Linked DNA regions of Mus musculus: all the other regions are linked to region 4. Evidence: chromatin loops called from intact Hi-C (ENCODE). Cell type or tissue: left cerebral cortex. All regions are shown on one strand. Links, peaks and the distances in the headings refer to the core of each region. The heading gives the core; the rest is flanking DNA.

Region 1 (5,581 bases), core at 258-5,257, 72 kb before region 4:
AATAAGCACATGCAGTAATAATAATTAATAATGTTTTAAAAATTAAAATGTTGGGCTGGTGAGATGGCTCAGCAGGTAAGAGGACTGACTGTGCTTTCTAAGGTCCTGAGTTCAAATCCCAGCAACCACATGGTGGCTTACAAACCACCCGGCTGACAGAGGGAGCAAAGGTTCTAAATTCAATTCCCAACAACAGATGAAGGTTCACAACCATCTGTACAGCTACAGTGTGTGCTCATATATATAAATAAATAAATCTTTTTTTTTTAAATTAAAAAGTTACCACCAATTTCCAGATAACAGAGATAAACTTCAAGTCACAAAGCTTCTCATATAATATTACAAAAAAAAAAAAAAAAAAAGGAAAAAGCAAAGACTCTATCATCCCCACACAAAAGATAATTGTTTCCTACCTCAAAGTTGCTATTTAAAAAAAAATTACAGGGGCTGGATGGAGGGATGGCCCGGTAGTTAAGAGCACTAGCTGCTTTCCAGAGCCTAGGGATTGCTTCCCAGCACCCACATGGTGCTCACACCATCTTTAACATTAGTTCCAGCAAACCCATTGCCCTTTTCTGGACTCTGAAGGTACCAGGCATGCACCTGATACAGGACATACATGCAGGTAAAACACCCATACACACAAAAAATTAATTTAAAATAACTTAAATGACATTTTATTTTGTATGTGATGGGGCATGCCTCAACACACATATGGGGCTCAGAGGACTTGCAAGGAGTTGGTTTTCTCCTTCCACCATGGGGATTCTAGGGATCAAACTCGGGTAATCAGGCTTGTAAACCTGGAACCCCAGCACTCAAGAGGCAAGTCACAGGAAGACTGCTGTAAATTCAAGGCCATCCTAGTCTGAACAGCAGCTAGCCTGGGCTATATTCAATATGTTGTCCAAAAAGGAAAATGAAACACACACACACAAACACACACACACACACACTTTAATCGCATAATTCTAGCCAACATGTCCAAAGCATTTAGGAAAGTGACCAGAACGAAGTTCTAGAAGTGAAAACTTACCTATGTTAATTCTATGTAACTAGTTATCCACTTTGTACAAGGCATTGTGGAGATATAAGAACTCATTAAGGTGTAAGAAACTGAGCCTGGTGGCGGTGACACACACATTTAAACCCAGCCCTCAGAGGCAGAGGCAGGAGGATCTCTGTGAGTTTGAGGGCAGCCTGGTGTACAGCCAGGGCTACACAGAGAAACCCTGTCTTGAAAAACAACGGATCAAAAAAATCCAACCATCTTCTACATGGGTTCATGATACTAGACACACACACAATCATTTCAAGAGCCTAATAGGCTACTCCAGAGCACTAGCAGGCCCATTATGAGAGGGGAAAAATGCAACCAGCCCTTCTTCAGCTCTCACCCTTCCCTTTGAGACAAGAGGTGAATGCAGACATTGTGTCCCCAGGGCTCTCAGAAAGAAGTGGGAACAAATCTCTTTAAATCGACTAGATTGTCTCTGAAGTTGCAGGGCACACATTCCTCACACCGAGCTAGGCCCAGTCACTCAGCTACCCAGCAAGAGTTTGCAGATGTGGGTTGGAATCTATCGCACAATCTGTCTGCTGCTATTGTTCCCAAATACCAGTGCGAGCTTTGCACAAGGCCCCTACAGAAACAAGCTGTACAGAGTCGACAACCTTGTTGGAAATATGAAAGTAGTTATCTATCCTTGCCTTTCATGTGAAACCAGAAACTCTGAAAAGACTCTCTACACTGGGAATGTTGTTTAAGATGTTACAGCTAGGAGCCAGTGGGATAGTTCAGAGAGAAAAGGCACGTGCCACCAAGCGGGGCAACCTGAGTTGGGCCCTTGGAATTCCCAATTGTCCTCTGAACCCTACACACAAGCCATATAGCACATGTGCAGCCACCTACACCCATACTAAAGAAAAGTGAAAAAAAAATTATCAACAGTTATAGCTGGAAGCAAGTGTTTGTTTTGAGACAGTACCACATTCTACAGCCCAGGCTGGCCAGCAACTCACTCTATAGCTCAGGCTGGCTTCAATATTACAGCAGCCCTCCTGCCTCAGTCTCCTAAGTGCTGAGAAGGGTGGGGTGTGCCTCCACAAGCAGCTGATTAAGTCATTTATGTAAAATGGTGTGGCATTTACATATGCCCTGTGCACATTCTCTTATACTTCCAGTAATTTCTGTATTACTTATAATGCCTATTATAATTTAAATATTCTGTATGTTACACTCTATGGTTTAAGGTAAATGGGGTGGGGAGAGCTACTTATGTACAATCCATACACAAAAATATGGAAAAAAATTACTTGTAGACACAACCAATCTACATGAGGACAGAAGGTGAGGTAAATAATTCTTAGTGCTGGGATGACAGAATATCTGACTGACGGAAGGTGACAGCAGGACACACCCACAGTCCCCTCCCAGGGACTCAGTGTAATGCTTGGCAGGTAACACACTCAAACTGCTTTGGGAATTTGCTTTTCAAATAATTTCCATGTGAGACTGGCTAGATCCAGGAAGAACCCAAAGATGAAGACTCTACATACTAATCCCGAAACTCCTAAGATAAATGCCTGGAACCAATATGATCATTTTAAGCTAAATGTTAAACCATTGACCTGATATGCCCTAACATTCACCAGCATGTGTTACATCATAGAATTTGAAAGCATTTAATTATGGTCAAAATTAGGGATGAAAGATACAGCTCTGGAAAACCTGGTCCTGTCCTTCGGCTATGAGGATGCGCAGCAAGATAAAAATAAAGGATAAAGATAACCAATCCAAACTCCCCAAGACTCACTTTTACAAAGAAAGACTAAACAGAATCCCTCTATTTTTATACTGCATGACAGAAGTGGAAAGAGAAATGAAAACATATTTGGGAGAATCGGGGTCTGGAATCTCAACAGCACTGAAGCTAACTTTCCATAACAAATAATTTCCAAAAATAGGACTGGCACAAAACTGGGTTGGGATTTGTACCAGAAATGTCACTAGCCCTTACAACTATAAAGGCTCTGTGGATGATAGCTAATGAGTGAAGAATTCAGAACAAGGGGAAATCTAAGCTATTTCTCTGGACAGAAAATGGACACTTTAGAGAAAGGTGGTGACACCCACCCACCCAATTGTCCCGCTAAAACCAAAATTAAAACAAAACAAAGTGGATTTCCTGGGCAACATTAAGAGACCCACTGTGGATGCTATTATTGACCTTGGCTTGGGAGGGATGCATTAGGATGCCCGACAGTTTCCACCGGTTGCTAGCAGGATTGCCAGGAGTTAAAGCACCCAGTAGGTGCTCCAAGGAGCCCCTCCCTCTACAATCCCTAAGTCCCCCCAAAACTGCAGGCCTAGGGGCCCGCTGATCTCGAAGTTACAGCAGCTTTTTGGGGCCACAAGAGCAGTTTTCGAAGAGGCTTTAGAGGTGGGCGAGGCAGAAACAATGACAGCCGCGCCACTCGGCCACACACAGTGTGACCTCTAAGCCCTTCCGAGCCTCTCCGCCGGGGGAGAAGAGGGGGTGCTAAGATCCCAGGGGCGCGGCCTGCACACCCGCAGGTCCTTTCCCTGTCCCCGCAAGGCACACACCGCTGTCACCCCCTCAGGGACTAATTCAGGTTCCCCCAACGGTCGCGGGCGTGGACTCCTAGCCCCAGGCTAAAGTCACCTCAGCAAGAACGCAGCCATCTTGAGTTCCGGCCTGGACGGAAATGACGCATCGCTCCTCCCCCCGTGTGGCCCTGCCTTTGGGGGCGGAGCCGGCGGGGCGGAGGCGGGGACTATCATATGACACCTCAGAATTTTTAGGCTGGAACCTCCTTTGTGTTCCGGGCTTGGTGGATGGTACTTTTTTTGTTTTGGGTTCTTTTTGGTTTTTTTTGGTTTTAGTTTTTTGTTTTGCTTTGCTTTTCAGTTCTTCGGTTTTCCTCTCACGCGCCAGTTTCTAGCTAGCGTCGTTTGTCAAAGTTTTGGCCAAAATCGCCGAGTGGTTACCGTTAGTGCGTTTACCTGCCCGAGTGTTTATTTTGTAGGGCTCGCTCTGCCAGGCAGCCACTTCTCCGGCTTATTTATTCCCTGAGGATTTCAGAGGCTCACTTCACCCCCCTCCTTCCAAGTTGTCTTAAAAATCCCCTAGTTAGCTGGCTGAGACACCCAAGGAAAAATGCTAGTTTGGCCTTCTTCTGAACTTGGTGCCTCCCGTGTTAGGCAAGCACTATACCTTTAAGCCATATCCCCAGCAAGATAAGCAAACCGTACCCCAAATTGGGCCGTAGGGAGTGTGTCGTGGGCTGCCAGAGGGCCATCCGCCATCCCTTTCAATGTTGGCATCCTTTCTCACCACCTCCTTTAGGCCTGGCAATTCCAGGGTTTGAGCTGCAGCACGAACCAAACTCCCACTGGCCAAAGACAACGCTCTTTTGTTTATTTTTTCAGCGATATGTGGGTGACACCCACAGCCACAAGAGCCTAGGGGTGTGGAGGAGAACCCGCTTTGATTTATATATACTGTATATCCACGGTTTTGAGGATTCCAAGCACAGAAATCAGTTGCAGAGTCTCTCGACTGAGGAAAGAGAGAAAGACATGAAATGAAATGTCAAAGTTCCTGACCCTGGGCGCTGAGGGGTGGCAAGGCAAAGGGAGAAAGAATAAAGGGGGGCAGCCCAGAGCAACTCTTATTCTGTAGCAAATCTCTTTTTGAATGTATTAATATTCAGATCCCATTTATATTTAGCAATCTAGCTCTCTCCTGCCTTTTTCCTTTCAGGATTTAAATAGCACAAATTCGCTTTTTTCCCCCCTTCATCAAATGAATAATATTATTTTGCATTTTTGTAACGTTAGACAAAGAAAGCACTTTGTAGACTTTTAGGGACCTTTGAGGTTCTCTCATCCAACCCTCCGTTCAGTGCAGGAATCTCTTTTGCAGTGTTTCTTGATCTTCAAGATGGACGCGACACAATTCAGTGCCAGCTACCTCAAAACATAAGTTTCATGTTGGTAGCAGTGGCTGTGCCTATAGTCCCAGCACTGTGGAGGCTGAGGTAAGAGGATCGTGAGTTTGAAGTCACTCTCCAGAGACAGGTAAAAGAGAAACAAACTGACATAAAGAAAACAGCTTTTAGAATTTAGTAAGAAGGTCCATCAGTAGAAAATTGTTCTAGTAAGTACAGCTTTCTGCTCCTGAACTCCCTCCCAGACATCGCTCCAACCCTCTCTAACCCAGCTTGCTGACACGCCTACAGTCCTAGTACTTAGTGGGTCAGGTGCTCAGGTCATCCTCAGCCTTGGCAGCATACCAAGTTCCAGGTGACCTGGACTACACAGACAGTATTCCAGAAACAAAAATAAGAATAAAATGTAACAGATGTCCCTTTAATTTAGCTCTTTGTTTTATTTAAATGGTTGTATGTCTGTATACCACGTGTGTGCTTGGTGCTCCGAGAGGCCAGAAAAGGATGCCAGTTCCCTCCTGGAACTGGAGTTATGGACCTGTGACCTTCTAGGTAGGTGCTGGGAATCTCTCTCCATGCTCTGAAGGAGTGGTTAGTTTTCTTAACT
Region 2 (5,581 bases), core at 336-5,335, 57 kb before region 4:
ACACAGACTTATGTGTAGGAGAATCACTCGTACAAATACAATAAAGAGGAGTGCACTTTTATAAACTAGTACAAATCTCATTCCTGCTTACAAATATACACGCAGAGAACTTGATGTTGAACATGGCAATGCATACCTATAATCTCAGCACTTAGAACGTACAGTCAGGGAGATCAGAAGTCCAAGACCAGTTCTAACTAAATAGTAAATAACAGTTTAAGGCCAGCCAGGTTTACAAGAGACCCTGTTTCAAAAGCAACAACTTCCGTTTGTTCTCTACTTTAGATATATTATTAATACCTGACTATATATTATTAATACCTGACTAGCCAGTTTGTGGATAACGTCAATTTAGATATATCCTGGAATCTTTAGATGATTGTGGGAAAATGTAACCGCTTCTTCTGGAGGCAGGTGTGGGGGAGCATTAGATTTATTATTAGTCATAGTAAGCTACCTGATGTGGGTGTTGGGACCTGAATGTGGGTTTTCTGCAAGAGCACTAACAAACTGCTGAGCTATCTCTCCAGCTGCTCAAAAGAATCAGACATAATGTCTGGACGGAAACTAAGATTTTATTTCACATGATATAAGAAATAAAATGTAAAAATGTGTGTTGGTACATTACAATAATTCTGGCGTTCAGAAAGCTGGACAGTAAAGGGATTTCTAGGAGTTCAAGGCTAGCTGGGGTTACAGAACAAGACCTTGTTTAAAACACAAAACAGAATTATAGCCCCAAGCAGTCACTCTAAACAAACACACATGAGAAGAACTGAGAATGGAGTCAGTAGCAGGCTGTGTTACTACATCACACACACACACACACACACACACACACACACACGCACACGCACACGCACATGCACATGCACACACACACACACACACACACCAATACTTAAATAAGAGGTCATCATGAAAAGTCTGGCAAGTTGCCAGATGACTGCAATTTTATCACTTTTGGGGGAATGAGGCAGAATGATTGCTTTGAATTCAAGGCCAGTCTAGGAGCCAAGAGAGAGGGCACATTCTTAAGAGGGCACTTGCTTAAACTCTACAAGAAGAAGACCTTTAAACAACACAGAAAATCTAAAACTCACCCAGGAAATACTTCAGATTTTATCCTCTTCATTGGCAGAAAACATTATAATAAATATTATAAACAAAATCTGCAAGTGAATTGGTAGTGATGGGGAAATTATAATGCATTTTAATAGCTCCCATACCTTCACCTCTATCTACAGCCTCTTTTTTCTACTTCACTGTCTGATAAAGCCATTTGAACATGTCTGATCTGGTAGAGTATCTGCACTATGTTTCACGGTCTCCTCCCAGCCCACTACAACCATGGCCATCACTCCACTAAAATTGCTTTCCTCAAAGGGCATCAGTGATGTCCATGCTAAGTATGCTTGTAGAATAGCATAGTGTGTGTGTGTATGTGTGTGTGTGTGTGTGTGTGTACTGTTTGTGTGTGGTGCGTATTATTGGCCTAGGGTCTTGTGCACTTGAGCCAAGCACTCTGCCACTGAGCCACAGCACTAGCTCCTGTTGTTCAAACTCAGTGGTCACTTTTGAGTCTTTGCCATCTCTTGGCAGTGTTCAGCATGATCAACCATTTCCTCTCTTTGGTGATGGTTTACCACTTGGCTTCCTTGAGATAGATTCTTCTGCTTTTTGTTGTTTTTATCAATTTGAGAAATGCATGAATTAACTTTTTAAAAAGATTTATTTATTTGTTTATTATATGTAAGTACACTGTAGCTGTCTTCAGACACCCCAGAAGAGGACATCAGATCTCATTACGGATGGTTGTGAGCCACCATATTGTTGCTGAGATTTGAACTCAGGATCTTCGGAAGAGCAGTCAGTGCTCCTAACTGCTGAGCCATCTCTCCAGCCCATGAATTAACTTTATAGCAGAGAGTGCAATATTCTCTTTGGTTTATTCCACACATTGTGGGTTTATTCCCATATTAATGCTAAAATTTCCACAAGGTTACAGTCAATTAGAGATGAATATTTTCTTCCCCTTAACTTGCTATTTTTGAAGTTTTGCTTTTAGACTTATTTATTTTGTGTGTATGAGGTTTTTTTGCCTGCTTGTATGTATATGTACATACAAGTACCTATTGCCCACCTATGCCTTTAAAAGGGGGCATCACATCACCTAAAACTAGAGTTAGAGATCAACACGTGTTCTTACCCATGAACCATCTATCCGGCCTCTTTCCCCAATTTAGATGGAGCTTTGTTTATTCATTAGTGTGTCTGAGACAGGGTCCCACTCTGTGTCCTGGCTGGTCTTGAACTTACATTATAGCCTAGGCTGACTTCAGACTCTTCAGGAGCTAAAACTCAGTCATTAGCATCCTAGGTGAATGCCCTTAACTGCTGCGATGGCCCCTGTGAGACGTTTAAAGGGTATAGAATAGTTCTTTTGCATTGTCTAGGTCATTGTATTATTGTCTAGCATACTTACTTTTCTCTGGACTCATAACTACCAGTTATACATAACTACTATGTATAATTGTTTAAAAAAAAAAGATTACTAAAACAAACCAAGAAACAAAAAACCTCCCACAGATTCTTGAAACTTTCCCTAGAGGGCAGTATACCTTTCTGTTGAGAACTTCCCCCACCCCACAACTGTCCGGTACACAGAGACAGGGTTTCTCTGTGGAGCCCTAGTTGTCCTGGAACTCTGTAGATCAGCCTAGCCTTGAGAGAACTCCTTAGAAGTGTAAATAAGGCCTGAGGCCTGCCTATAAGGATGGAGAAAGAATCTAGCCAGTGTCTCGAGCCTCCTATTGGTTCTCTTTCTCTAGCCACATCAGCTCTTCTGAGCCCCGTTTATCTATCTAGTTCACTTACAACTACTTTTAACTTCAGAGAGCCTAGCCACACACTCCCCAAAGCAGCAGAAGAGGCATCTGGATGAGATTGAGACATTGTTAGAAATCTGGGAGTCAGGTAAAGCCAGGTTGGGGTCCTCCCAAGAAGAAAGAAAGAGGGTCTAGATCTTACGTGTCTGCTATGCAGGACCAAATAGGTATTCCGGAGCTCAGTTAAAGAGGGGCCTGCCCCACCCCTCTGCCTTCTAAATCAGGCTGGACAGCATCCTTGACAATCAACCTTTAGTTTATCTGTGTCATATAAAAACCACAAATTCAGGAGTCAGACCACCTGAGTTCTACCCCTACTTCAACTACTGATTTGCTTTGGTTATTTAGTATCTCAGTGGCTCACTTTCTTCACTTGTAAAATGGAGATACCAGGACCATTACAAGAATGTAAATGAGCTAGAGGATGGTGGTGGTACACACCTTCAGTCTCAGCACATGGGAGGCAAAGGCAACTGGATCTCTGTGAATTCAAGGCCAGCCTAGTCTACAGAATGGGTTCCAGGGCTTTTACACAGAAAAACTCTGTCTCAGAAAAAAAAAAAAATTAAATGAGTTAATATGTGTGAAAGTGCCTGGAAAGGGGACTGAGCCACAGGGGTACTTTACAAGTCTCTCTTACCTCTCATGGCCTATCTGTAGCATGAGACTCAAGTATCACCCCAACCTAGGGAATGAAGATCTCAGAGGGCCCTAACTATGAAACCTTCTAAGTCAACAGAATTCAACCCAGCAAAGAATAATCACAGCTGACCTGGTCATTGGTCCATTGCATCCTTAGATTCTGACACAGCCTCCCCCCTTGACAAATGAGGACACTGAGTCATGGAGACATTTATTAACTTTGCCAAGGCACAATGGTCACTGAACTAAGACTAGAACTCAGGACCTAGCACTAAGAGGACACTGAGGGACGGGATTCATGCACCTATCTGTCACACTGGTTTCTAAGTGTGTGAGCTTTTGGCCACCTTCACCATTTGACTGCTGGCTTCTGGAAATACCAGCAATGACATCATGCTCGGAGACTCAAACTATGTTTCTAAAGGTCAGATTCCCATTCTGTGGACATTTTTATTATACACATCCTTTGTCTTCTGTTAGTCACATCATCCTAGTTATTTCCCAGCATGCTATAGACTTTTCCTAGAAAGGAATTTTTACTGCTTTGCAATAAATCAGTACCATTTGCTTACATAAGCCACTGTTTTCCTCCTGTCTTTGAGAATACACATGCAATGCTGTCCAGATATGGCTCTTTGACTGCATTTCCTAAGACCCCCAAATGGAGCCTCTTTACTTTTACAGTCTCAGCTATCTCAAACTGATCGACAGTCTTCATGATAAATGGACTCTAAAGGAAGCTCAAAGCCTGAGGGGGGAACACGGGCTGCCAGTACTCTCTTAAGCATGGCTTCTAGGGGCCAATGTCAAGGGAGAAAATGAGGAAGCTCTTGCTTTGTGACCAGCATAACTTTCTGCCTCTCTATGGACCACGAGTCCCTTGCCTTTTTAGATCAAGAGTCAGACCTGCTGCCACTTAACCAAAAAGATCACCAGTGATACCTAACACTATAGAAAGCAAAACTCCTCACCCGCAAACTCTCAATTTCCAGAAAAGCACAGACAACAGGGACTACATTTAGAGTGTTTATGAAAAACAAAGCTGACAGCAGCTAATTAGAATGAATCCAATGAGGACTGATTCGCAGACGTTGAACATGTGTCAGGGACAAGGAAGCCACCAGGAGCCACTATCTCTGCCAACAGTATCAGAAATAAAGAAATGTAGTTGGCATTTTGAAAGAAAAAGAATATACATCCCTTCATCCCCTGCTGTTTTTTAAAAAGGTGTATCTATTTATTGTATGTATATGAGTACACTGTAGCTGTCTTCAGACACACTAGAAGAGAGCTTCAGACCCCATTACAGATGGTTGTGAGCCACCATGTGGTTACTGGGAATTGAACTCAGGACCCCTGGAAGAGCAGTCAGTGCTCTTAGCTGCTGAGAGCAATCTCTCTAGTCCCATCCTCTGCTGTTTTCTCTACTGGCATTTGAAATCAAATTTCTCATTCTAGCTCCACATCTGCTTGCCACTTGTAGTGGGTCTTTGCTACTTTGTGGATTCTTCTTTCTTCCACCCTTCACCCTTTTTTTCCCCCACCATTTCAATCTCTGAATACTAGATAAGGGAGAAAAAAAAAAGGCTAGAGGAAAAAGGAAAGAGTTCCCTGAATAAAGAAAGTCAGGGGCAGAAAGTGGGTGATTTTATCATTAGACTACTTCCTGCTGATTAGAGGAGTTGAGTTCCTTGGGGCAAGTTTGATATTTGACATCAGGATGTCTAATTCAGGATATCTAATTATTTCTTCTTCTTCTTCTTCTTCTTCTTCTTCTTCTTCTTCTTCTTCTTCTTCTTCTTCTTCTTCTTCTTCTTCTTCTTCTTCTTCTTCTTCTTTTTCTTCCTCTCCATCTTCTTCTTCTCCTTCTCCTCTTCCTTCTCCTCTTAATCCTCCCCTCCCCCTCCTTCTCCTCTTCCTTCTCCTCCTCTTCTTCGCACATGACTACTTAACAAACTGTGACCAACAATGAACAACCAACAACCCACTCTGCCCCTAGCATTTATACACCCTCTGAAAAAGTCCCCAGAATTCCAAATGCCACACAACTA
Region 3 (5,581 bases), core at 239-5,238, 110 kb after region 4:
CTTGGATTAAAGGTGTTAAAGGTCATTTCACTACTGTAGCAGCATGACCTTCTGCAACTCCAGTGTCGGGGAATCTAACACCTCGTCTCTGCAGGCTCCAGGCACACATGGGGCACACATACACAAATGCAGGCAAACACTTTATATTTGCTAGATACATGAACCAAAAATAATTTTAAAAAATTGAAACAACTAGAGTAGGCAAAGTCTTCCCCATGGGGACAGAAGAGTGTCAGTGAGGAAAAACCCTCTTGAAAACTGGTACACTTACTGTTGGAGAGAAGGATAGAGACACTTAGTTCTAGAAGCATACATGAGTGACTATGGCTCTGGAGTGTGTGTGAGCCACGTTCATCATATAAACTAATGGGTTTCTGCTGGTTGTGGTGCCTCACAGCTTTAATCCCAGCACTGTATAAGCAAAGGCAGGCTGATCTTTTTAGTTCAAGGCCAGGCTGCGGATTATAGGACAGTTAAGGTTACAGAGTTTCTGAGTACATTTGAAAAAGAAAAAAGATGGGTTTTACCAAGACATCGTCACACAAGCACACTGTGTACTTTGCTCACGGCCGTTTTCTCCTCATCCCTCCTCCTCCTCTCTTGTACACCAAAGTTCTACCGTCATGCCGTATTTATATTCAAATCTACATTATATTCAAATATTTGTTTGAATCTGACTTTTACAAAACACAATACTCTCCAGTGCCACTCATCTTCCTGCAAACAAGAGGATTGCATTTTTTTTGACGGAATAAAATCCCATTCCTGTTAGCCCTTCACCTGTTGATGGGCATTAGGCAAAGTCCAAAACATAAATATTGTGACTAGTGCTACAACAAATGAACATGGATGCAGAGGGATCTCCCTACTATGTTTGATTCCTTCAGAGATCAGAAGTGACCTAGCTAGATCACTTTTAGATTTAAAAATATTTATGTGCATGTTTGTATGTGTACATGTATGCGGGGGCCCTTAGGAGAGTGCCAGATCCTCTGAAACTGGAACTGATGTCCAAAGTGTTCTAGAATTCAGTCTCTCAACTGCTGAGCCATCCCTTCAGTTCCTCTTTTTTTTTTTTTTTGGTTTTTCGAGACAGGGTTTCTCTGTATAGCCCTGGCTGTCCTGGAACTCACTCTGTAGACCAGGCTGGCCTTGAACTCAGAGATCCACATGCCTCTGCCTCCCAAGTGCTGGGATTAAAGGCATGCGCCACCATACCCGGCCCTTCAGTTCCTCTTAAGACAGAAATACACACACACAAACACACACACACACACACACACACACACACACACACACACACACACACACACACACACACACAGTGGCACATGCCTTTAATCCCAGAACTCAGGAGGCTGAGGCAGGTGGATCACGACCTGGTTGTTGTCTCAAAAAACAAAAGCAAAAAAAAATCAAACCAAACAACAACAACAACAACAAAAATCCTCTATACGGATTTTTTTTTTCGAGACAAAGGTCTCTCCTACTGTAATCGCCATGAGTATTCTCTTTCACTACAACATTACGGTTTTTAAAAAACAAGAAACAACCCCTCTGCCCCCTAAACCAGGTTTTCTGTGTAGCTCTGAGCATTTCCCCCCAGCCTGCATGTCAGTTTTCTTGTTATCAGTCATTCTATCTTGGATAAGCTACTGACAAAGGTCTTGCTAATGTACAGCCCAGTCACCTGGGAGGATCACGTTACCTCAAATTCATTCTTTTCCTTTCCTCTTTCCTTCTTCCCTCTTGTTTGAGGCAGGGTTTCTCTGTGTAGCCCTGGCTGTCCTGGAACTCACTCTGTAGACCAGGCTGGCCTTGACTCAGAGATCTGCCTGTTTCTGCCTCTGGAATTAAAGGTATGCACTACTACAAACTGGTGAAAACCTTCCTTTTTCTTTTAAATTCTCCTCCACACGACAACTTACTGACAGCTCCCCCACTTCTCCCCCTCCCCCCAATAAACACTGAGAAAAGGGCTTTTTACTTTTGCCTTTTTACTACTGGGTCTGGCTGGTCTGTTGCTCATTAAATAGGTCCAGTTTTGCCTCAAATCCCATCCTCCCGCTTCTTGAAAACTGGGATTACAAACCTTAGTGTGAGTAGCCACAAAACTTTTTACACATTGTATCTTTCCACTTGGATCTGGTTGTTACCCTATACCTCTATGTAACAACTTTCTCCAAGTTTACCTAGTGACCTTCATTTCTTCCACATTCCGAACCACACATTTTAGTCCACATCTTACCTAATCGCTTACTCTTGATACTTGTAACAAGTTTCCTTGATACTTTTCTCTGTCTGGCTTCCTGTCTGTGCCTCCTCGCTGTCCTATTTTCTGCTTCCTTCCCTCATCTCACTCCTCGAATGCACACATCCTCCTCTTTAGGCCATTTTTCTCTCTTATGGCTCCAAGAATATCCAGACATGCGCAAGCACACTTTCAACTTTCTTGGTTTCAAACCACACTAATTCATATATACTTGCCTAAAAGATATCCCGCAGATCTCTTGAAACTAAAAATAACGTAACCCAGTTATTCAAGTCAGGACACTCATATTTCCTTATCCAACACATGCCTTCCTACCTACACATCGCCACTGTCTCTTCTTTAGCTTCATAATTGATCTCTCTCCCTACCCAGCTCCACTCCCCAGGGACCGAACGTCAGGCCTAACCGTGCTAAGAACGCATTCTTCTACAGTGCTCTAACATCCTTGCGGTCTTCTTCGCTTAAATTAAGTCCAAATTGGTCTCCATCTCCAGGGCTCAAGTAATCCTCCTGCCTCAGGCTTCAGGCTGGCACTAACATGCCCAGAGCTGGCAAGCTGTGATCTCTCTACAATACAAATATAACTAACTGTTCACACCTCTGTTTAGACCCTTCAAAGCCTCTTCGACTGCCCTTAGGATAAAATAAATTTGCAAGGTCTTGAGTCATAGCTCCCTATCTCAAAGCCCTTTGTATTACCTCTTCCTTTAGCCACAGCAGGCTCTCGGCAGCTCCAGAACATACTCGAGCCCATCCCACCCCCAATTCAATTCTCAGCCGTCCTTCACCCGTCAGCTGAGGCGACTTTTCCATAGGAAAATGGGAGCTCAAAAGGAAAACACTGAAGGGATGAATTCCGAGAGAGGGTGAGAAGCGCGGCTGCGAGGTTCGGGTTTCAGAACGTCAGAGTGACAGGAAGTTCAAGGCAAAGGTGAACTCCAGATCGTGACCTTTCACCTCAGTTCACCGGGCAGTCCGACCCCCGGCCGATTCCGCCCTTACGTATCATGGCTGCCAGCCCCTCTCTCCCGAGGGCCTTCGAGCCCGATACCAGCCAGCTCGGGCGCCACCAAGGCTTCCACCTTCAAATACGTTCTCTCTCCGCTTCTTAGAACCTCCCCGCCGCCGCCGTTAGGAGAACCCTGCGTTGCCAGCTTGCCCCTAAGCAAGATGGCTGCCAGTCTCCAGCCTCTCTTGCCGACGTGAAGCTACCCACTCCCCGCTTAATGCCGCTGCCAGGCTGCCCTCACCTAGTATGGCTCCTCCGCTCATGCCTCGTTATGGTCTCGAAGCCGACACTAACCGGCCAGGTTCCGGGAGGCGCTGTGCAGGATGCAGCCACCCCCGCCCGGCCCTCCCCTCCCCCACGCCCGCGGCGGCGGCGGCGGCGGCGGAGGCGGCGGCGGCTGGAGCCCGGATGCGGCTCCGTGAGGCGCAGGCCCCGGAGAGCGGCGCGGATGGATCCAACATGGCGGCGCCGAGGCTGAGCCGAGAGTGAGGCGGCGGGGCGGCCGGCCGGCGTGGGGAGGGGGAGTCGAGTGGGACGGGGCGGGGCCGGGCGGGGCCGCCAAGGGCTTGGGGAAGGAAAGTGGAAGGGGGAGGCGGTGGCGACGTCCAGCCCGGAGAACCTCCGGAGAGGGAGGTGACGGGACGCTGCGAGGTGGGGGAAGGGGAGCGGCCGAGGGGGGCGTGCAGGGGAGATGGCAACTGTGGGAGAGGGCAGGGGTCGGGGCGCAGGAGTGCGAGCCTGGGGAGGGGCGTAAACAAGGGCCCAGGCTGGCCCAGGCCAGGGGCAGTAAAGAGGCCGAGGTGGGGAGCGGGGCTGCGAGCCAGCGCTGGGGAAGGGGTAGGAGCCGGAGGGAGAGGTTGAGGGTGTGGAGGGGACGGGGGCTGGTGGCATGTGGCTGCAGGGAGGGCTGGACTCCCGTGAGCGCCGTGGTGAGGACGTGGGAGGTGGCGGGGGTTGGGGGGGGGGGTTGGATTGGACTTGAGACGTGTGCCGGAGGGAGGTTTTTCAAAGTGTTCAAATTGGAAGCGGAAGGGCCTAAGGGGAGAATTGGGGTGGAAGAGGAGAAGAGAAGCGGGGCTTGGCGGATGGAGAGAGTGGCGATGTGCCGGGGTAACGTAGAAAGTGAGAGACCCGGAGGAAAGTTTGAAAGGAAGGGGGGAAGATAGGGCAGTGGAGCTGCACGGGTGATAGAGGGTTTGGGGGTTTCCCTTTCCCCCCTGTGGAAGGGCAGCAGAGTTAAGCAGTATCAGTTGCAGCCAATTTTAATTGCCAGGCGCTTAGCTTTTAATAGGGTGGGAAGGGCAGAAAGGAATGGTCATGTGGGTTTGGAGAATTGGGGTTGAATGAGGGTTCAACCGGATTTGCTTTCCAAAACACCCGCTTGCTTCCTTGTTTTTCCTGGTTACAAATAGGGAGATTAGTAAAGCTCTTTCCTAGGTTTCTTTTTTTCTTTTCTTGCAATTAGCATTACAAGAATAGGGAAAGAGACTTTTCTGGAGCCTTATATACCAAGGTGGAGGCTCTGGAAGCCTGAGGAGGAAATAGAAGAGACAGACTGGCCTCTAGGTAACAGGCTAATTAAATATGCTTACCTTTACTGACCCTCAAGTTGTAGGAGGGGGAGGAGGTGTCAATATGCGTATTTAGGAAAAAAAACAAAAACAAAACAAAACAAAACCACCGTTTCCTACCGGAGTGTAGACGTGAGTGGATGTTGCTTTAGTGGTCATTTTGTTTTCATTGTGTGCTGAGGGAAGAGGTGAAGTTTGAGTCTGGCCTCGTGAGTGACCTGATGGGAAGGAAGAGCTGTCTTTGGCTGTAACTTTCCCCCTTCCAGTCCCCCTACCACTCATGTTGTAAGAAACTAGACGGAATAAGGTATTGAGGAAGGCGAGACAGTATCAGGGTGATGGTTCATTCCCAGAAGTGTTGACTTGGAACCTTTCTTGCTATGAGCCATTGAGACTAGAAATTTTGAGGGGCTGATACGATATTGTGGATTTGGTCAGTTTGAGTTCTCTGTAATTTGGAATAGTTCAGCCAATGAAATGACTTTAGGCTTAGATGACTTTTTTTTTTTTTTTTGGCACTGACACTTGACTAACTGTGGACCTTTGAAGTTTCAAAATAAAGCTTGAAATTTTGCTCTTTTACCCCCCCCCTTATTTGTTTTTGTTTTTGTTTTTGTGCTGGCTTTGAAACTTGTGCTAGGAAGAGCCCTGGGGATTTAAGTTTCTTGCAAAGGTAAGTCTGGAACTTTTTCTTGTTTGCACACAATGGGATGGAATGGAAACGGTATG
Region 4 (5,581 bases), core at 172-5,171:
CCTTCCTCCAAAGGTTTCTGTATGCAAAGCTGATGGGCCTGCTGGCTGACCTCCGGAGTATAAACAATGCATACTCCTATGAACTTCAGCGCTTGGAGGAACTGTCTGCTATGACGCCGCTGCTCGGGGAGATTTGCAGTTGAGGCCCAGGCTTGCATCCTTTCCCCAGACCCCCAGGGATACACTGGCCTGGAAAGGGTACAGCGCTGGACCCCACACGGGAACCAGCAGGAAGGAGCTTGGGAGTGGCAATGAAATGCTGAACAGTCACTGTCTCTTAGTGCACTCATCAGTGGGGCGTGGAGTGGGTGGGGGACAGAGAGAAGGGAGGTGGGCAACCACAGGGCCAAAGTTGTTCTCCGGAAACACAGGGGATGGGAAAGATGGAAGCCTCGGGGCTAGGAGGTGACTAGAGTTCCTTCTGGGAATGGGTGGGCCCATTCTTTGGTCTTTCTGTGGCCAGAGATTTAACTCTTTAATCCTCCCTTCCCGAGGGAAGGAGTGGAAGACTGAGGAATGGAGAAACCAGGAGAAATGGGATAGGAGGCTTTTTTTTTTCTGCTCCCTCTTTCCATGCAGATTTCTCTGCTTTGAAGAAGGAGTAGTAATATCTCAATCAAACAAAAATAACAAAAAAAGTAGGGTGAGGGAAGCCAGACACATCCCGTAGTCCCTCTCCTTTACTCCAGAGCCATACAGCTTATGGGAGATTATAGTGGGGCTGATGGCAGTATTGGGAACCTCAACCCGCTACCTAACTGGAAAAAATGACTCTCCGGCAGTTCTGGTTCTGAGGAGGACATCGTCCTGTCCCCCCCACTCTGCCCATGGGACCTAGGAGTCATCCGGCAAGGTAGGCTCTGGAGAGGGACCAAGTTAGTCTCTGGCCCTAGGGTATCAGACTCAAAGGTTCCAGCTGCTGCAGAGGCTGCTCCCAGGACAACCTCAGCCCACAGTGATGCTGAAGCCGCAATGGAATCTGTTTCGCCAGTGATTGAGGAAGGCTCCAAGGGCTAGGGTGACAGGCAGGGGACGCATCTTCTTCTCCAGCACCGCACCAACACACCAGTTACTGTCCACCAAGCCTGCCGGGGAAAAGTATATTGACCCGGTTGATTAGCCAGACTTGGAGTATGGAGTCAACAGAAGTAAGGTAGAGCCTCCCTCCCTGCATGTCCCCAAATCCCTCACCACTTCTAAGTGTCTCAAAACCCTCACCTCTAAACACCATATCGGCCTGGGGCAGAGTCAGGTGGTAACCAAAGGAGAAGGTCGTATCTTGTAGCCTTGTATTTGCCTCAAACTCTACTCCAACCTGAACCTGAGAAGCAGGGACAAGAACGAGAGGAGGACCCGTCGCCATGAATCCCACAGGAGTTCTGGCAGGGTATAAGCAAGCTGGAATGCATGTGTGAAAATGTAGACCAGATGAGGCCAGAAAGAATCATAGGCCAGAAGCCTGGGAAGACTCGAGGGGCAGAAGGTTCTGGTTGACTGACTCACTAGGCTAAGAGATGAGCTTGGTAGTCTTACCTGTTCATTGGCCTTGTGGTAATAACTTGCATGGGCCCCACCTGACCCAACATTCAACGTAGCTACCCAGTGGACAGCTGCAGGGTGGGGGAGAACAGAGGGAAAAGGCAGTTACCATCGTAGATACAGGCAAAGGAACCCCAGAAAAGCCCCGAGTCTCTCCTCCTCACCATCATTCACTTGATCTCGTACCTGAGTACTTCCCAGCCAGAGTCAAGATGGCCCCCTCTTCTCCTGGCCGCCGGTGATAAACTAGCTCTCCTCCTAGCACAAGCCGATGGGTGATGCTCTGCAGGAAGTGAGCAACCATGATCACTGTCAGGGAGAGAGGATGCAAGAGTCAGGGAGTCAGGTTTAGTTTCTTACCATCTGGTCATTCCCACCCTAGCCTAGCCAAAAAGGTCCCCCCACCCCCAGAACTCCGTCCCAGTTCCCCACCTGATTCCCCAATCAGATCCGGATTTCCCAGGGTCAGAGTGGCTGTGTAGTCATCTCCCCGATACTCGCCATCAAACTGCCATGTCAGGAACTTGGCCTGCTGTGTCTGGGTGGGGAGAGTAACAAATAAAATACCCTTCTCTCTGTTTATATTCAGTATTGCCTCTGCTCCTCCTCCCCCTGCGTCCCCCAAGGCAGGATACCCATGGAGGAGAAAGAGAGGTGCCTCGGTGGATGGAGGCAGGAACTGTGGGTCACCTGGAAGACAGCCTTAGCTCGCAGCCGTTCTGCCAACAGAAGCAAGACCTGGGCGTTGAGACTGCCACTGCTGTCCATATCCCCCACCACAGTGGGGAACACCTGTTAGGGAGCGTAGACAGGAAGGCTGAGATGGGTAGGTAGCTCTATCCATTGGCACATGAACAGGAAGGGATTTCAGTAACATCTCACAGTGCCCCCTGGTGGACGCCAAAGACAAACTCGGGCAGCTTTGCACAGGACTAGCTCGCGTTCAGAAGAGGCACTGAGAACATAGTTGCTGATCACACACATTTCCAAATTCTCAAGACCTACGTCCATGTGCGTTTTACACAGTTGACGCGAGTGTGGGGGAGCCCTCACCTCTGTGGGGCTAAGCTGCCAGTCCCCTGCATAGGCGGTATGGAGGTGGTACCCTGGCAAGCCCAGGGCACTCATGTGCACAGTATGAGCCACCTGAGGAAAGAGGAGACAACGGAGAACAGAGCATTCTATTTCGTTTCAATCCCGTCTCCCACCCTTGACCTTTTTTTCCATCCAGAGGGGGCTTTTTAAAACCTCAACTATTCCAACGCATGCAGAGGGCCACTGGACTTTAAGCAACAAGTCCCACATCTTGTTGCTTAAAGGCATTGGGGGGGGAGGACCCCACACTTCCCCTCATTTGTCCCACATAGCCTAGCCAAGACAGGACTAATAGGTGTAAAGAGGATCCAGAGACAAGCAGGGAGGAGGGGGGTAAGTAGGGGCCAGACCAGTGGGAGCACCTGGAAATGGCTGCTCAGAACCTTGTTGACAACCAGCTTCACGCCTTCCATCTGTGCTGGGAATACATCTGAAGGGAAGGAACATGCACAGATAAGGACCCCTAACTACATAGACGGACTCCCCTTTCAATTGCATATGAAGCACTGGAGGAAATGACCTCCTTTCAAATCCTGCAACAAAACGCTCTGCTTTGAACATCTGGTCCTTTTTGACTGCCGGATGCTCCAGCTGTGATCTCCCCTCGCTGTTCACATCACTGGACATCAGCATTCAGGACCCTCCCCTTCTCTATGACCCTTCATCCTGAGACACCCAAAAGCTGCGGTCTCACCTTTGCACAACCGGTGCAGCTCGTCGAAGCTCCCGGGGTTGGGCAGCGGTTCCTCTCGACGGTGGCTCCGGCGGGGTAAAGTACCCATCGGTGCCAGGCCCAGGGTGTTCCCCATTTTAATCCAGAGGACAGGGAGGGGTTGGGGTTAGCCTGGGGATAAAATCTATTGCTCCCTCTATCCCCCACGGGCTCCACCCCCCATCATCGGGCTCCCCAGTTTCAGAAACTTCCATATGGTTCAATGCTAGACCTGCAATAAGGAACAGTAGGGGGAGAGAACACCGATGCTAAAGTTGAATCCCGGGCACACTCCCGCCCCATCGTTGATCCCTCACCCCCACCTGTCACCCCCGTCTGCTCTCCCATTATCTAGTCTTAACTACTACCGCAGGCTTCCGCTGACTTTCTAGTTTCTCTGTTCTTCATTCCCACGTCCCAAGGGTCTGCCCGCAATGGAACACTAGCCCTTACCATCTCAGACCATCCTGCAGCCTCTTTCCCCCTAGGCACACCCGGTCATCTTGATGGGGGCAGCCATCTTGAGTAATGGCAGAACTGCAGCTTCACCCTGTATTCCAAGCATGTCCGTAGGCGCCATCTTGGAAATGGGCAAAGGAAGCGCCCAAAGACCCAACCCACTCAATGATGAAAAAGGTGCCTCAATTTACTAGTGACCAATAGGAGAGGAGAAAACAGAAGAGTGGCAGGCCTGCAGGCCCCAGGGCTTCAGTCCGAGTGCAGTGGCGAGTGGGAGTTTGTGGGTGGCCCTTTAGACGTTAGTGGAAGGCCCCCTTTTAAGACCGCCCAACCTCCTCAAGGTCGAGATAAACTCTTGAGCATTCAAGACACTAGAGGGAGCATTTTGCCTATTAGACCAATGGAGTTCCTTAAACCGGAACGTGAGAAAAGTGAAACTATAGTTTGAAGACCTATTTTATGAATATATCACACTCAGGGGTTGTGAAGACGTGGTTCACTTTACCCTCCACCTTCCTGAAAGCCGGCTGGAGAATCCCCACAACTCTCCACTCTATACCACCTCCAAAGGACTGCTACTCACAATCCAACCCCCCAAAACAGACCTCTACCGCCCCCCGCCGTCCCCCCTTCCCCCGCTGGAATTCACAGGCCTTGCCTTCCCGGCGTGGTGGCGCAGGCGGATTTCTAAGTTCGAGGCCAGCCTGGTCTACAAAGTGAGTTCCAGGACAGCCAGGGCTATACAGAGAAACCCTGTCTCAACGACCCCCCCCCCCCAAAAAAAATGACTGTGAGAGTTCTGAGGGCGAGGAGAGAGTTGTGGGCAGAACTAGCTTCCGAAGCAGCTACCCTCTCTAGTTATTATTTACATGGAGAAAAGACAAATAAAATCTAAGAATACAACCGCAGCCTGAAGTTACGCTCCTCCCCCCAGGGCCAGGGGCAAGCAGTGATGTGACACTAGAGGTAAGTCCACAAGAGGACAACTGGAAATATGCAAGATTGCATATGCAAGGGTTGAAGAGATGGCGAAGTGGGTAAGAGCAGTGACGAGGCTGGTGAGGTGGCTCAGATGCTTCCCCAAAAGTCATAAGTTCACTTCCCAGCAATCACATAGTGGCTCACAACCATCTGTAATGGAATCTGATGTACCCTTCTGTTGTTTGCATTTATACATGCAAAGAGAGAGAGTCGTGTGTGTGTGTGTGTGTGTGTGTGTGTTTGAGAGAGAGAGAGAGAGAGAGAGAGAGAGAGAGAGAGAGAGAGAGAGAGAACTGGCTACTTTTCAAAGGATCCAGGTTCAAATCCTAGCACCCACAACTTTAATTCCAGTTCCAGAGAATCTGACACTCTTACACAGATACACGTGGAAGCAAAACACATAACTAAAATAAACAGATTTCTTGGTCTTCGGTTGCACTCTCCCTCCCTAGCTTCCACACTTCCACCCCCGTATCTCTCACTAATATTCCAGTACACACAGGGTAAGCTTGGTGGCAAAAAGGTGAGTGATAGGAATGTTTTCAGTAGCTACTGAGTTGACTCCACTGGAGAGCCCTGGGCCTAGCGAATGTACCTCTGTCCTTCCACACAGTTAGAACTGGGCCAGGGGCCAGGACCTAACTGATAAGGGGATCAAGTGTCCAGGCCCTTTGACCTTGATTTGGACAGAGCCTCTTAACTACTGAGGTTGGGAGCAGGAGGGCAGAGGCTATTTTTCTGAATTTGTTTTTTGGAGGCAGGGAGCACACATTGATGAGAACCCATAAATGGACT

The links. A loop is a pair of places that touch in the nucleus more often than their neighbours do. Peaks named below come from ENCODE experiments on the same cell type or tissue, not always from the same donor. Only the 100,000 strongest peaks of a DNase experiment are listed, where the experiment ranks them.
Region 1: a loop joins it to region 4, with 5 times the contacts of the local background. A loop is called at or near these places in 19 of 42 quality-filtered maps.
Region 2: it touches region 4 in a loop (5-fold over the local background); 21 of 42 quality-filtered maps call a loop at or near these places.
Region 3: it touches region 4 in a loop (2.0-fold over the local background); 2 of 42 quality-filtered maps call a loop at or near these places.

Annotation. Positions count from the first base shown.
Region 1 is chr1:171,146,873-171,152,453 of GRCm38, forward strand. Sdhc (succinate dehydrogenase complex, subunit C, integral membrane protein) reads right to left here and starts at 3,731. Exons shown (of 6, transcript NM_025321.3): 1 at 3,687-3,731. The coding sequence starts at 3,706. It also overlaps a transcript of Mpz not described here. In left cerebral cortex, for the core only: no CTCF peak of the experiment used is centred there; DNase peaks (open chromatin) are centred at 2,951, 3,763 and 4,374; H3K4me3 peaks cover 2,014 bases; H3K27ac peaks cover 2,127 bases.
Region 2 is chr1:171,161,792-171,167,372 of GRCm38, forward strand. No RefSeq gene overlaps it. Among named protein-coding and RNA genes, the nearest start is that of Mpz, 9.1 kb to the left of the region's middle. In left cerebral cortex, for the core only: a CTCF peak has its summit at 2,610; a DNase peak (open chromatin) is centred at 2,693.
Region 3 is chr1:171,325,761-171,331,341 of GRCm38, forward strand. Dedd (death effector domain-containing) reads left to right here and starts at 3,385. Exons shown (of 6, transcript NM_001128609.1): 1 at 3,385-3,766; 2 at 5,493-5,525. It overlaps Gm20045 (a long non-coding RNA gene), which reads right to left and starts at 1,554. Exons shown (of 2, transcript XR_865726.1): 1 at 1,134-1,554. In left cerebral cortex, for the core only: no CTCF peak of the experiment used is centred there; DNase peaks (open chromatin) are centred at 2,386, 3,383, 4,125, 4,341 and 1 more place; H3K4me3 peaks cover 3,096 bases; H3K27ac peaks cover 2,374 bases.
Region 4 is chr1:171,218,576-171,224,156 of GRCm38, forward strand. Nr1i3 (nuclear receptor subfamily 1, group I, member 3) reads left to right here. Exons shown (of 9, transcript NM_009803.5): 9 at 14-270. The coding sequence ends at 143. It overlaps Tomm40l (translocase of outer mitochondrial membrane 40-like), which reads right to left and starts at 3,939. Exons shown (of 10, transcript NM_001037170.2): 1 at 3,800-3,939; 2 at 3,329-3,578; 3 at 2,997-3,064; 4 at 2,593-2,685; 5 at 2,230-2,331; 6 at 1,972-2,077; 7 at 1,726-1,848; 8 at 1,534-1,610; 9 at 1,219-1,321; 10 at 1-1,085. The coding sequence starts at 3,443. The coding sequence ends at 946. It also overlaps a transcript of Apoa2 not described here. In left cerebral cortex, for the core only: CTCF peaks have their summits at 2,440 (motif pointing left) and 4,171; DNase peaks (open chromatin) are centred at 2,436, 2,956 and 4,014; H3K4me3 peaks cover 2,128 bases; H3K27ac peaks cover 1,893 bases.